Linked DNA regions of Homo sapiens: region 2 is linked to region 1. The links are chromatin contacts, found by Hi-C or POLR2A ChIA-PET in ENCODE. All regions are on one chromosome and are shown on one strand. The core of a region is the stretch at or near the end of the contact, and the rest is flanking DNA. Distances in the headings are between cores, read along the strand shown.

Evidence for each region. Hi-C counts contacts between places; a loop is a spot of excess contacts on that map. ChIA-PET counts read pairs that join two places held with the same protein, here RNA polymerase II (POLR2A). Pooled maps may share reads with other maps.
Region 2: a pooled map shows a loop between it and region 1 (6-fold over the local background). The contact joins the promoter of DLEC1 here to the promoter of RPSA in region 1. A Hi-C loop is called at or near these places in 2 of 168 maps with a recorded cell type or tissue (CD8-positive, alpha-beta T cell and OCI-LY7), 1 of 37 single-sample maps with no recorded cell type and 8 of 50 pooled maps. POLR2A ChIA-PET finds 5 or more read pairs at or near these places in 1 of 52 experiments (activated T-cell).

The regions. Positions count from the first base shown.
Region 1 is chr3:39,402,166-39,409,691 of GRCh38, reverse strand. It overlaps RPSA (ribosomal protein SA), which reads right to left and starts at 2,972. Exons shown (of 7, transcript NM_002295.6): 1 at 2,928-2,972; 2 at 1,906-2,071; 3 at 968-1,086. The coding sequence starts at 2,038. SNORA6 (small nucleolar RNA, H/ACA box 6) reads right to left here and starts at 1,301; the gene lies at 1,153-1,301. RefSeq lists enhancers at 83-874, 2,939-3,078, 2,460-3,251, 4,837-5,629 and silencers at 1,144-1,193, 2,589-2,768.
Region 2 is chr3:38,034,248-38,041,773 of GRCh38, reverse strand. DLEC1 (DLEC1 cilia and flagella associated protein) reads right to left here and starts at 2,566. Exons shown (of 37, transcript NM_007335.4): 1 at 2,138-2,566. The coding sequence starts at 2,548. RefSeq lists enhancers at 1,772-2,001, 2,292-2,501.

The sequences.
Region 1 (7,526 bases), core at 1,723-4,222:
GGCTAAGATTCTTAAAAAATTTCTGTCCCAGTATTTCATTGTTTTAAGGTAAAAACTTTGACTATGGGAAAATGTGATAAGCCACTTTAATAGAATTTCTAGATATTTAGTGGCACAAGTCTACACAAAATGAAATTATAAAGTTCAACATACTGCCAGATGCCCAGCATGTATGTTGAAAAGGTCTTACAGGCTGGGCGCAGTGGCTTACGCCTGTAATCCCAACACTTTGGGAGGCCGAGGTGGGAGGATCACTTGAGATCAGGCGTTTAAGACCAGCCTGGCCAAATGGTAAAACCATGTCTCTACTAAAAATACAAAAATCAGTCAGGCATGGTGGCACATGCCTGTAATTCCAGCTACTCGGGAGGATGAGGCAGGAGAATCCCTTGAGCTTAGGAGGCAAAGGCTGCAATGAGCCGATATCACACCACTGCAGTCCAGGATGGACAACAGGCAACAGAGCGAGAGACTGTCTTGAAGGAAAAAAAAAAAAAAAAAAAAAAAGGAAGGTCATAGGTCATAAGGGCGATTTCTATGGCTCAGTCCAACTTAAGATCTCTTAACAGTGGAGTTTGAGTTTTCTATTTTCTTTTTTTTTTTTTTTGAGACAGAGTCTCGGCTCTGTCACCCAGGCTGGAGTACAGTGGCGCATCTCAGCTCACTGCAAGCTCCGCCCACCGGGTTCACGCCATTCTCCACTTTGGCCTCCTGAGTAGCTGGGACTACAGGCACCCGCCCCCACGCCCAACTAATTTTTTGTATTTTTAGTAGAGATGGGGCTTCACCGTGGTGTGGATCTCCTGACCTCGTAATACGCCGGACTCCACCTCCCAAAGTGCTGGGATTACAGGCGTAGCCACCGCGCCCGGCCTGAGTTATTTCTGTTTTCTTATGTCTTTCTATGTCTCACAATGTCTGTAAGCTTTATTTCTATAATATAAAAACTAACCACTGTTCCACAAACCTGGCCAGTATTCCTGGAGGATATAACACTGACATCAGCAGGGTTTTCAATGGCAACAATTGCACGAGCTGCCAGCAGAAGCTTCTCCCAGGTCCTCTTGAGATTTATGATATAGATGCCTAAGTGAGGGCAGAAGGATTTGTAACACTTGACCTGGCTGTGCAAACATTCTTCTCAAGTTTACTCTATGTGGCAGCGAGTACTACCAAACTCCAGTCATAGAGGCAAGCTCTACTGGTGTTAGCGAAAATCCTGCCATTGATATAGCACACTTCCGACACTCAGAAGTTCATGAGCCAAGACTGGCCTCCACCCTGAGCTTTAATAGTGTGCAGCCTAGATTCAGTTGGCTAAATCCATCTTTCCTTTCTCTTTCCCTGTACTTATTCCATCATTGGTTCTTAATAATCCACTTCCTGGCTTTCTGCCACTCTTTCCCTTTTATAATCTGCACTGATGCAAGATTCATCCTAAAACTCCTTTACAGCATGTCACTCCCAAGTCCTTGGTAGCTTTATCTCTAAAATAAGTAAGTGCCTTAGCCAACTTAATGCCTTCCATCCTCTGGTTCTTCCAAACCATATTGTTCATTCCCACCTCTTACCCCACTTTCCACTCAAAATTCAGTTCAATAGCCTGTGTAAGTACCTATGAAGTTGAAGGCACTATGCGAGCTATTAGAAACTCAGCCAATGAACTTTCTCATGTTCATGACCCAACCCAAGTCCCGTAACTCAGACAACTGACATATTCCTCCCCTGGAGCAGAAATCTTTTCTCTCAATAACAAGAACATTTATTTAAAGTATGTTTTCAACGTAGGGGTCTGGCTTCATTTAAGGAAGATAGAAAGAAATTACCCAGAACTAACCACGAGAATAGCAAGCTCAAAATTTGTACTTACAGCTGGAGTAACAAAAAATTAAAGCAATGACTAACCATCACTTTTCCTTTTATAGATGTACTGTTCCATCTGGAAGTCAAGATTGGTGCCACCTAAGTGGGTTCCTGCTGCAAGGAACTTAAGGACATCCTCCTCCTTCATTTGCAGGACATCAAGGGCTCCGGACATTGTGAAAATTTCCCTTTAAGTTACGACGGGAATCTGAAATAAGAGAGCAACCTATTTCTTTTCATTCCATTGAGTTAAGTAGGGCACACCCTTAAAAGCAACCAAAAACTCCATCTGCTATAGTGTCAGGCATTGAGCTTACAGTGTAGTGAAGGGTAAACAGAAAGTTAACCCATACATGTCGTGTATTACGGAACAGCGCACATCTTACTGAGGAAATAGTGTGGACGGCAGAGTAACCGAGTAATAAAACTACACGAAATTAGCGAATGGAAATTCAACACTTCTCAAGATAGGAATTAAGGAAAAGTTGTGGATGCGCCAAGTTAACAACTAGATACAAAAGAGCAGCCATGTTTGGAATATGCAAACTAAAGGCAAAAAAGGCATGAATTGTTTTCAGACATTTTCAAGCAGATTGTAGGCGGATGCTTTGGAATTACTTCGCTGTGCTGTCACCACTTGTTTGTCTAAAAACCCGAGAACCTTAACTCCTGACCCGCACGGCGCGAAGGGAAAACCCGACCAGCCCAAGTAGCTGGTGTAAATCAGCGCCTGGGCCTAGACTCACCGCCGTGTGGGACTCCGAAGGGATAGCAACACAGGATGTTAGCCCGCTTTCTGCACTCCCGCCCACCCGCGGCCTGGTCCGAACCCCAGCTCGGAGCCTCCGCTGGAGGGCGGCCTCCACCCGCTCCCGGGGCACTCTGGGAACCCGCCAGCCCGAGCCTGGCCACGTGCGGGCCGCAGGCCTAAGGTGGGGCGCGCCGGGCGGGAGACAGATCCAGTCTGACCGGCTTTCATCACTAGTCTTCTCACCCTTCATTTGAGCAGGAAAAGCTCATTTTTCTAGCCCTGGAAGGCGCCAGGGACGCTACACGGAACTCACCCAGAACAACGCCGTATGGACCCCTCTGCAGGTAGCACGGAAAAGACAGGCGGCAGGAAATGACGTCCTTATGTACTCCGTTGTCAGCCAATGGCAAAGAAAGTCGAGCGGAAGAAGGGCGGAGCCGGAGAAGAACGCTGCCGGGACTGGGCTTTTTCTTCAGGAAGGCGGGCTTGCGCCGCAGGAGCGGGCCTCTGGGCTGTAGCCGGTAGCGGCATCCTGGTCGGATCTGGGGCGCTTGTGACTTTGGGGTTTCTAGTGCCACAGCGACGCCCTGTGCATAATTCCTGTCCAGAGCGCGGAACTCAAGTTAGTCAGCCAGGCGGGGCGTTCTTACCCAGCCCTTGTACCTGCGAATATGAGCGGCTTTCTAGCCTAAGCTGCCATTTTGTTACCTGAAAAGTAGGAAGGTTTGTTCGACACAACAAATTGTTAGGTAAACAAAAACTTGAAGATTTATTTTATTTTATTTTCCTGGAGAACAGTTTAACAGGACGTAATTCAGATTTAAATGTTCACTTAAGGGAAGTTTTCTCTGAAAAAGTTAAAAAAGATAAGATTGAACTGATCGTATGCGTTATGTCTATCTCATGTATCTATCCATCTATCACCTGGGGGAAGTTTCCCTGAAAAAGTTAAAAAGGACAAGATTGAACAGATGGTATGGATTATATCTATCTTTTTTTTTTTTTTTTTTTTGGTAGAAGAAAAATTTTGCAATATCCATCAGTAGGAGATAAGTTTGCCGGGCGCGGTGGCTTGTGCCTGTAATCCCAGCACTTTGGGAGGCCGAGGTGGGTGGATTGCCTGAGCTCAGAAGTTCAAGACTAGCCTGGGAAACATGGGGAGACCCCCATCTCCACAAAAAATACAAAAATTAACCAATCATGATGGTGCGTCCCTGTAGTCTCAGCTACTCAGGAGGCTGAGGCAGGAGGATAGCTTGAGCCTAGAGGTCAAGTCTGCAGTGAATGTGATTGCACCGCTGCACTCCAGCCTGGGCAATAGAGCGAAATTCTGTCTCCAAAAAACAAACAAAAAAATAGGAGTTAATTGAAGGGGCGCGGTGGCTGTAATCCCAGCACTTTCGGAGGCTGACGCGGGCGGATCCCTTGAGGCCAGGAGTTCAAGAGACCAGCCTGGCCAACATGGCGAAACCCGGTATCTACTAAAAATTCAAAAATTAGCCAGGCATGCCTGTAATCCCAGCTACTGGGGAGGCTGAGGCGGGAGAATTGCTTGAACCCAGGAGGCAGAGGTTGTAGTGAGTGGAGATTGCGCCACTTGCACTCCAGCCTGGGCGACAGAGTAAGACTCCGTCAAAAAAAAAAAAAGTGCAGGTTCCTCTCTGGGGCCTGCTGAGTCAATCTGATTTCTGAGCCCACCCTAAAATGAACTCGTAGACCCTTATGGCCACTCTTCCAAAGGACAGCACATCCAGGTTCTCCTGCAAGTGGCTCTGCAGCTCCACTGAAGCCAGTATGATTTTCTGAGGAGCTTGGAAACCCTTGGACCCTAGCACAGGTCACCCCCAGGCTGCTCTGCTTCATCACCCACCAAGGCTGAAGCACCTGGGGCTTGAGGGACAAATTCAGAGAAGTCACAGCCCCTTGCGGCAAATGCAAATGCCTCCCGCTTCTACGCTTTGTTATGGGAAGAGGAGGCATTCAGTTTGTTGGCAGAAACTCAGGCCACAAGCCTCCTCAGAGGCCCCTGAGTCCCAAAACAATGCCCTGCCCCCTGCACCCAAATGTACTCCTGCTTAACCCTTCACGTGTGGATTGGGATTGCTGAGTAGTGAGTGCAGCTCTGCAGGGTTCCTCCAGGGGCCTCAGCCTTGGCATTAGGATCACCTGGGCAGCTTTTAAAATCTTACACCTGGGCTGAATATATCAGAATCTCTGAGTGAGACCCAAGCATCAGTAGCTTTTAAAGCTCTTGTAGGGGCTTCCCCTCCACCCTCTGAGTGTTCACTGCTAAAATGAACTGACAATAGACAAATTAACAGGAGAAGAAACATACACTTTTTTTTTTTGAGACGGAGTTTTGCTCTTGTTGCCCAGGCTGGAGTGCAGTGGCTCAATCTCGGCTCAACGAAACCTCCACCTCTCGGGTTCAAGCAATTCTCCTGCCTCAGCCTCTCGAGTAGCTGGGATTATAGGCATGCGCCACCACACCCGGCTAATTTTGTATTTTTAGTAGAAATGGGGTTGCTCCATGTTGGTCAGGCTGGACTTGAACTCCTGACCTCAGGTTATCTGCCCACCTCGGCCTCCCAAAGTGCTGGGATTACAGGCGTGAGCCACCACACCAGGCCAAACATACACATTTATTAATGTGCTTATGCACAGGAGCCACACGAAATATAAGACTCAAAGAAGGGCCAGATGGCTGAAGCTTAAATAGCATCTACTTCACAGGGAAGGGAGATGGGATGGTAAACAATTTAGAGGGCTAGTAAGTGATTTTTGGAAGGATAGGAATGAGTTCAAAGAACAGAAAATTTGCCTGAGACAAAGTTCCTGTGAGCTCTGGGGGAAACAGCAGCAAAGGGTAAGGGGAGGAACTTCACTGTGACCAAAGGTTGCCTTATTAGGCAAATAATGTCTCCTGGAAAATCTCTCAAAAGCTGCCCTCAGAAAAATAGATGAAGAGTCTGTCTGGGCATGGTGATGACTTTTAGTCTTTTCTCTTCCCAGTGGTTAATATTTCCTGGTTACCTGATGAGATTCTTAGGGAGGAAGTTTTAAGACTATTGTATTTTATTCTGGAGGAACCTACCTTATTCAGATAAGGGAACTTCAGACAAAGCCCCTCCGGATGCTTTGGGAAAAGGGGATTGAGAGATGGGGTTAGGGGAAGGTCAGAAAGAAACCTTGGTTCTGACGCTATTTCAGAAGCCTTTCAATTTTCTTTAATTCAAAGCATGCAGCATGCCAAAGTGCCTTATTCAGTCAGGGGTATCATTTTCTGAGCCCCAACATTTTCCAGATGATTCCAATGTGCAGCCATATTGAGTTTAAAAACCACGATCCTAGACTCTAGAGTATTTCTTCTTTATTTTATGTAATTTTTTTTTTTTTGAGACAGTCTCATTCTGTCACCCAGGCTGGAGTGCAGTAGTGTGATCTCAGCTCACTGCAACCTCTGCTCCCAGGCTCAAGCAATTCTCCAGCTTCAGCCTCCCGAGTAGCTGGGACTACAGGCCCGCACCACCACATCTGGCCAGTTTTTGTATTTTTGGTAGAGACAGGGTTTTGCTTTGTCGGCCAGGCTGGTCTTGAACTCCTTACCTCAAGTGATCAGCCCGCCTCGGCCTCCCGAAGTGCTAGGATTACAGGCATGAGCCACTGCACCCGGCCTAGGGTATTTCCTGACTACCTAAGCTAATGGCTCCCAGGAGCAGAGAAGAACTTAGAAGCTAGTTCTACCTAGAGGCTGTTGCATTGAGGCACCTTTTTTTGGAGGGAGTGGTGACAAAAGCTGAAATTTAAGACACAGTGGATTGTTAAATTTTTTTTTCTTCTTCTTCTTTTTTTTGTTTTTTTTTTTGAGACAGAGTTGCTGTCTCCCAGGCTGGAGTGCAGTGGTGCAATTGCAACTCACTGCAACCTCTGCCTCCCAGATTCAAGCAATTCTTGTGCCTCAGCTACCCGAATAGCTGGGACTACAGGTGCACACCACTACATCTGGCTGATTTTTTGTAATTTTAGTAGAGACAGGGCTTTGCCATGTTGGCCAGGATGGTCTTGAACTCCTGACCTCAAGTGATCTCACTGGCCTTGGCCTCCCAAAGTGCTGGGATTATAGGTGTGACCCACTGTGCCCTGCTGCTTGTTAAATGTATTTATTTATTTTTTGAGACAGAGTCTCCCTCTGGTGTGCAATGGCATGATCTCAGCTCACTGCAACCTCTGCCTCCCAGGTTCAAACGATTCTCCTGCCTTGGCCTCCCAAGTAACTGGGATTACAGGCGCGTGCCACCATGCCCAGCTAATTTTTGTATTTTTAGTAGAGATAGGTTTTCACCATGTTGGTCAGGCTAGTCTCGAACTCCTGACCTTGTGATCTGCCCGCCTCAGCCTCCCGAAGGGCTGGGATTATAGGCATAAGCCACCGTGCCCAGCCTGGTTGTTACATTTAATATCAACAATAAGTTAGAAGGCCAGGCGTGATGACACACACCTGTAATCCCAGCACTTTGGGAGGCTGAGGTGGGCAGATCCCTTGAGCCCAGGAGTTCGAGACTAGCCTGGGCAACATGGCGAAACCCTGTCTCTACTAAAAATACAAAAATATTAGCTGGGTGTGGTAATGCATGCCTGTAGTCCCAGCTACTTGGGAGGCTGAGGTGGGAGGATTGCTTGAGCCTGGGAGGTCGAGGCTGCAGTGAGCTGAGAGCAGTGAGCTGAGATTGCCAGTGTACTCCAGCCTGTGGAATAGAGTGAGACCCTGTCTCAAAAAAACAAAAAACCCAACAAGTTATAAATGCACTGCTCAGCCAGAAGTATATGGAAGGGGCATAAGGCATAACCTTGGTGAGCAGGTTTCAGTTTTGCAACCTCCCAGAGTCAGTGCTGGGTTCCCTGTCTTGATTGG
Region 2 (7,526 bases), core at 1,317-3,816, 1.4 Mb after region 1:
TGGGTTCATGCAATTCTCCTGTCTCAGCCTCCCGAGTACCTGGGATTACAGTCACACACCACCACGCCCGGCTAATTTTTGGTATTTTTAGTACAGACAGGGTTTCACTATGTTGGTCAGACTGGACTCAAACTTCTGACCTCGTGATCTGCCCGCCTCGGCCTCCCAAAGTGCTGGGATTATAGGCGTGAGCCACCACGCCCGGCCGCATAGTTGTATTTCTATAGGGGATCACTCTTTAAACTTTTCTGCATTCTGAAATTTCTGCAATTTTAAAACTTCAAATGTTTAAATTAAATTTCAGCTTCTAAATTAAGATTTTTATAATGTGGGCCAGGCACAGTGGCTCACACCTGTAATACCGGCATCTGGAGAGGCTGAGGTGGAAGGATCAATTGAGGCCAGAAATTTGAGACCAGCCTGGGCAACATAGTGGGACCCCATCTCACAATTTTTAAAAAATAAAAATTTAGGCCAGATGTGGTGGCTCATGCCTGTAATCCCAACACTTTGGGAGGCCAAGGTGGGCAGATCACGAGGTCAGGAGATCGAGACCATCCTGGCTAACACAGTGAAACCCTGTCTCTACTAAAAATACAAAAAAATTAGCCAGGTGTGGTGGCAGGCGCCAGCTACTCAGAAGGCTGAGGCAGGAGAATGGCATGAATGTGGGAGGTGGAGCTTGCAGTGAGCTGAGATTGCGCCATGCACTCCAGCCTGGGTGACAGAGTGAGACTCCATCTCAAATAAATAAATAAATAAATAAATAAGCTGGGCATACTGGTGCACACCTGTGGTCCTAGCTACTCCAGATGCTGAGGAGGGAGGATCAGTTGAGCCCCTGATGTTAAGGCTGCAGTGAGCTGTGATCACATCACTGCACTCCAGCCTGGGCAACAGAGCCAGACTCTGTCAAAAAAAAAAATTTGTAATATGTATTACTTTTTTTCTTCAAAAAAAGGGATCACTATTTGCCAATTCAGACTCTGGTATAGTGGCTACTTATGGGACAGATACTGAGAAGATAGAATCCAGTGAACTGGGTGACTGGTCATGGGGTTTATAGGTTTATAATGCTCCATATATTCTGGCTCATGTGAATGACAGGGATGTGAGTCTGAAGTTCAAGGGCAAGGTCTGGCTGGGTAGGCTGAAGTCTTAGCAGAGTGAATGTGGTGACCCACGAATCACAGAGTACAGGATCCCAGCCAGGGGCTCTGGCTGCACTTTAAGAAGCCTATAACCCGTGGAGGCGGCGAGACTGGTCCTGTAAGTATCTCACATACTGTATAGGTATTCATTTTGTTAATGTCTATCTACCTCAGTTAGGTTGAAAGCTACAGAGGACAGGTTGCGTGTGTGAGTGTGGGTGTGCCCGAACACTGGCGTTTTTATTCACTGCTGAATCCCCACTGCCTAGAACAGAGTATGACACCCAGCAGACATTCAACAAATGTGTTAAGTGAAGGAATGACTGAAGCTAACGACGTGGGATGCATGTCACTTAAGGGGCAGGTAGAGGACAGAACAGAAAGGAGAAGAAGAAGATCTGAGAGGCAGGAAGCACACCGGGGTAAAGGATCGGGTATGGGAGGAGTGCCCACAAGTTTAAGGGAGTCTTCAGTAGTGTGGCCAGCAGAGGCCGACTCAGCACAGAGGCCGCGAGTCAGCTGGTTTTCTCCTTGTACAGATGAGGAAGCAGAGTTGCTGTTCTAGAGGCTAGACACGCTTCCTAAAATCTGCGCATGAATGGCCCAGTCAAGATTGTGGTTTGTGATACAAAGGCACCCCAAAGCCGGGTGACTTTTGGCTTTATCCTCTCCATGGAACAACTATTCAGCGGTCTGCCGCAGTCGTTCATTGATATATGCAATATATAACGTATGTGTCTAGAGAAATATAGACAGGTGCTACAGATATATGCCGCACGTTGTGTGGTATGTGTGGTATTTGCGCATGTGTGTGTATGGATAGAGCGTCCTTCCACTAGAATGTCGGGCCCACTTCGGCATGATGGGCTGTTTCTCAACTGCAGCCCCAGATCCTGGAACAGCGCCTGGCACCTGGCAGGTGCTGACGCGTGCCGAGCGCTGAGACCCCGGCACCGTCCGCAGACGCGACGCCACCGCCACGTTACCTGCTGCAGCTGGTCCACGAACTCCTCGTGGCGCTCATTCTCGCTGCCGCGGGCCTTGATCAAGCTTGCGCTCACTTCGTCGCCGATGACCTCGGCTGAGTACAAGTTGCGGAAGACGCCGGTGAGCAAGTGCGAGATATCTTGGGTGCGCAGCGAGGAGGGGCGCAGACGAAGCAGCTGAGGCTCGGGACGCTGCGCCAGCGCAAGCTGCGTGAGGCGGCGGGGCCGGGCTGCGAAGCTGTAGTGGAAGGCCTCAGAGTAGGCGAGGGAGGAATACAAGGAGGACTTCCAGGTGGGCTGGCTGGGGCTGCTGGACCCGGCTGGTGGCGAAGTTGGCGCCCACATTGTCCCCTGGCACTCGTTGGTCCGGGACGCTAAAGACCTCCGCGTTTTGGAGCTCCTGGTCTCCATGGCAACCGAGACGCCGCTAACTCCCTGCGGCACTTCGGCTTCCGGCCTCACCCCTTCCGCCTTGCCTTTCTCTCGGATCCCGTCATCGCTGTGGTCATTGTAAACATTTGTGTCTTCAGCATTGTCCTTTTAAAAGTGAGCTTACTAAGTGTGAGGACCCATGAAGAAAGGTTTAATTGACACAGCCAGGCCTATCTGCAAAACCTTGTACCTAACTACCTACCTTCATCCATTCTTTAATTTGTTAAGCAACTGTTCATTCACTCATCATATTTATTGTGTAAAGATTGTGTTTCAGGTCTGTGCTGATTGCTGAAGATACCAAAGAAGTATGATGCTGCTTCTGCCTTCAGGAAGTGCACAGTCGTGTATGTGTGTGTTTGTGATGATGGCGGTGGGTGTGGAGGTAAAAGTAAAACAACTGTACTTTAGTGGGTTAAGGCCAAGGTGGAGATAAATATTGGTTGTCATGGAACTACAAAGGAGGACAGGAACTTAGTCTGTAGAAGGAGCGATTACTTCTTGGAACAAATGAAAACCAAGCAGAGATTTCAAAGAAGGAGTAGACTGAACATCATTAGTCATCAAAGAAGTGGAAATTAAAACCACAATGCAGTACTACAGTTAGTAGAATGACAAAAAACAAAAAAGTACCTAAATAAGAGCGTGTGTGTGGTGGCTCACACCTGTAATCCCAACACTTTGGGAGGCTGAGGCACGAGGATCACTTGAAGCCAGGAGTTTGAGACCAGCCTGGGCAACATAGGGAGACCCCATCTTTACAAAATATTTAAAAATGTGGGAAGGACGGAATGAAATTCAGGAGGAGTGGAACTTAAAGAGTGTGAGGGTGGAGGAATGACACTGATAGGTTAGGGCCAGATCATAAGTGGGTTGGTAGGCCACAATAGGGAATTTGGACTTTATTTTGAGGGCAGTAGGAGGTTCATCAAGGGTCTTAAGCTGGGGCATGTCATGGTCAGCTCTGTTTTACTAAGATCATTCTGATTGCTATGAGAATAGACAGGAGAGGCAAGAGGCATCAGGAAGTTCAGTTAGGAAACTAGCACAGAAGTTAGGAAAGAGATGAAGGGAGATTGGATGAGAGAGAGGGAACTGGATTGGAGATAGATCCAAAAAGTAGAATTGATAAGACTTGCTGGTGGATAATGGGAGGTAAGAAACAGGCACCAAGAATGACTCCCAGGTATCCTGTGTGTGCAATCAGGGGGGTGATGACAGCATCACTGAGATGGAAAAGAGGACTGCATTTGTCCAGGGCAGCAGCATAACATCACATTGACTGTTGTCATTTGCACACCATGGCTTTTGCTCACAGGTGATACAACCAACCACTTTCTACTCCACACTGAGTTTGCTTGCCTTACATCCTGAAACCCACTTCCAGAGATGAGTGCTAGCATGCTTGCCCACACACCTGGGCTACTTCCACTTCTACTTCTCTTGGTTGGGCCTGGCTCTCTCTTTTGTCCTTTCCAGGACCTTTTCTGTCCTGAGAGCTGAGAAGCCAGGGCCGCCTGCCCTGGACTGTGTGCTTGAGAGGCCCATCTCTGGCTGTCCCCCGCACTCTTTCCCACAGAGTAAGAGATCACAGGGCCAAGATGATGTGCCCCGTGCCTCGCCTCCAGGCACATGGGACCCCAAAAGTATGTGCCCACATGTCCTGAGTTCATTCCAGGGCCTATGCAGGCCTCTTCTTTAAGTTTATCCTCCCAGGGCTGACTTAAAAGGGTAGCTATGGTGGGGGGAGGAGGAGGGAAGTGGAGGGAGCTTTGGCAAACAGGCATTTCTCCAATTTTCCACAAGCATGCAAGGCCCCCAGTGGTGCAGGAAGGAGCTGTGGGTAGGAAGAGGGGTGCAACAGTCTGGGGGCCTCCATTGCTCTAATGTGGCAAATGGAGCCCCAGTTGGGTGGTCTTGTCATTTAGGAGCAGTTCCGCTTGTGGAGGCTCTCTGGCCCCCTTCCCTGTTATAGGGAAGGACAGGACAATGGACTCTTGCCATTACTTTTGGCTTCTCCACCCTGCCTCTAGACAGCCTCAGAGACAGTCACAGAGTCTGACTAGCCTGGGAGAGGTCTCCCTTTGCATGACCCCTCCCCCCTCTGGCTCCAGGCTAAGGTTACCAGCAACCCTCCTGTCTCTCCAGTGGCAACAGTCCCCCCTCAGTCCTCATCTCAGCAGCCTCTGGTGCTGCTGCCCATTCCCTCCGACTGACACACTCTCTTCCCTGCCTCCCTATTTCTTCTGTGCATCACCTATCTCCACCCTCGGGTCCCTGTTCTACCAGTATCTCTCTGCTTGATAAACTGGATTCATCCCTGATTCTACCATGCCCAGCATTCAATTTCTGTTTGCTCCCTGGCTAACTGGAGAAATGAATGGCTGCGACCCTGCACTGGTAACAGGGCTCAGGTCACTTTTGGAACCACTCTTCAGCTCCCCTCCCCTGGGGACTTCATCGGCACAAAGGGAATTCCTTGTGAGTTGCTGTCTTCATTTTATAACCCGTTCTATTGACTACATTCTTGTTTGTTTGTATATCTCTGGGTTCCCACACAAATTTTTGGCCTTTAAATTTTTTTTTTCACTGCTTTTTTCTTTTTGAAACAGGCTCTCACTCTATCACCCAGGCTGGGGTGCAGGAGTATGATCACAGCTCATTGCAGCCTCAACCTCCTGGGCTCAGGCAATCCCCCTGCCTCAGCCTCCCGAGTAGCTGCGACCACAGTCGTGCACCACCATGCCCAGCTAATATTTAAAATTATTTGTAGAGACAAGGTCTTCCTAAGTTGCCGAGGCTGGTCTCAAACACCTGGATTCAAGCAATCCTCCTGCCTTCACCTCCTAAAATGTTGGGATTACAGGCATGAGCCACTGCACCTGGCGTTTGGCCTTTTTTTTTTTTTTTTAACTTTTAAATACATTTCATAGTTTCATGGATGTCCAACTTTTTTTTTTTTTTTTTGAGTTGGAGTCTTGCCCTGTCCCCCAGGCTGGAGTGCAGTATTGCAATCTTGGCTCACCGCAACCTCCCCCTCTCAGGTTCAAGCGATTCTCCTGCCTCAGCCTCCTGAGTAGCTGGGATTACAGCCATGTGCCACCACGCCCGGCTAATTTTTGTATTTTTAGTAGAGACAGGGTTTCACCATGTTGGCCAGGCTGGTCTTGAACTCCTGACCTCATGATCTGCCCGCCTCAGCCTCCCAAAGTGTTGGGATTACAGGCGTGAGCCACTGCGCCCAGTCAGATGTCCAACTTTTTGATTGCAAAGAAATTTTTGCTTATCTGTGGTGATGTATATAATGAACATTATGCATGGACCTTTTTTTTTTTAAGCTTATCGCTGTTAGTGTTAGCGTATTTGATGTGTGGCCCAAGACAATTCTTCTTCTAGTGTGGTCCAGGGAAGCCAAAAGTTTGGACACCTGTGTATAAAAACAAATTCAAATAGTACATAAATAATAAAAAGGAAGTGTCTTCTTCTCAGTCCTTTCCCCCAAATTATTAGAATATTTCTGCTTACTTTCAGCTGTTTTTTCTGCCTGCACGAACACTGTTATCTGTCAAGACATTTAAAAAATTATTTAAAAACAGGCCGTGCATGGTGGCTTATGCCTGTAATCCCAGCACTTTAGAAGGATGAGCAGGTGGATTGCTTGAGGCCAGGAGTCCAAGACCAGCCTGGCCAACATGATGAACACTGTCACTACTAAAAATACAAAAATTAGCCACGCATGGTGTCACATGCCTATAATCCCAGCTACTTGGGAAGCTGAGACACAAGAATTGCTTGAACCCGGGAGGCAGAGGTTGTAGTGAGCTGAGATAGCGCCACTGCACTACAGCCTAGGTGACAGAGTTTGACTCTGTCTCAAAAAAAAAAAAAAATTAATAACACAAGTGAAATAATGTTATACATGGATATTGTCCTGCCATTTGTATTTTTCACTTATTATGTCCTATGGCAACTCATGGAGAACTACTTTTTTCTTTTTTGCTCCTATAAATAATGCTGTAATGAGCAACCTTGTTCATGTTTGTGCATACTTTGCATAGCCGTACAATGTTTCTGTGGGATAATATCATAGAAGTGCTTGGCCAAAGGTGTGCACATTTTAATAGCTGAGATACTGCCAAAATGCCCTCCAAAAAGATTATACCAGAATATAATCCCATTTGCAAAATGTGAGAGTTCATGGACATTTTAAACATGTTTTGAACCATATCCCAGTTTTTATCCCTAGCTCACATCTCCCTCCCAAACTCCAGACTTGTACATCCATCATGTTCTTGACATCTGGATGGCACCTCAAACTTAATATGTCCGAAATAGAGTGCCTGCTCCTCCTCAGCCTTCCCCATTTCAGTTAATGGGAGCTCCATTCTTTAGTTGTCCAGGCCCAAAATTTGGAGTCATCCTTGACTCCTCTCTTTCTCTCACAGCCCCCACCTGTAATTCCTGTTGACTCTGCCTTCAAAATATATCTGGAATCCTATCAATTTCCACACTCAACTCCTACCTCCAAGGTCTGAACCACCATCCACTCCCACCGGAATTGGGTATTACAAGAGTCTCCTCACTGGGCTCTTGCTTCAGCCCTTGTCCCTCCGTGGTGACTTCCAGCACTCAGAGGATTCTTTTACATTAGTCAGATCATGCCCCTCCCTGGCTTGAAGCCTTGCAAGTGCTCCCAATTTCGCCCAGAGTAAAAGTTGAATTTTTTTTTTTTTTTGAGACAGAGTTTTGCTTTTGTTGCCCAGGCTGGAGTACAATGGCGCAATCTCGGCTCACCGCAACCTCCGTCTCCTGGGTTCAAGCGATTCCCCTGCCTCAGCCTCCCACGTAGCTGGGATTACAGGCATGTGCCACCACGGCCGGCTAATTTTGTATTTTTAGTAGAGACGGGGTTTCACCATGTTAGTCAGGCTGGTCTTGAACTTCCAACCTCAGGCAA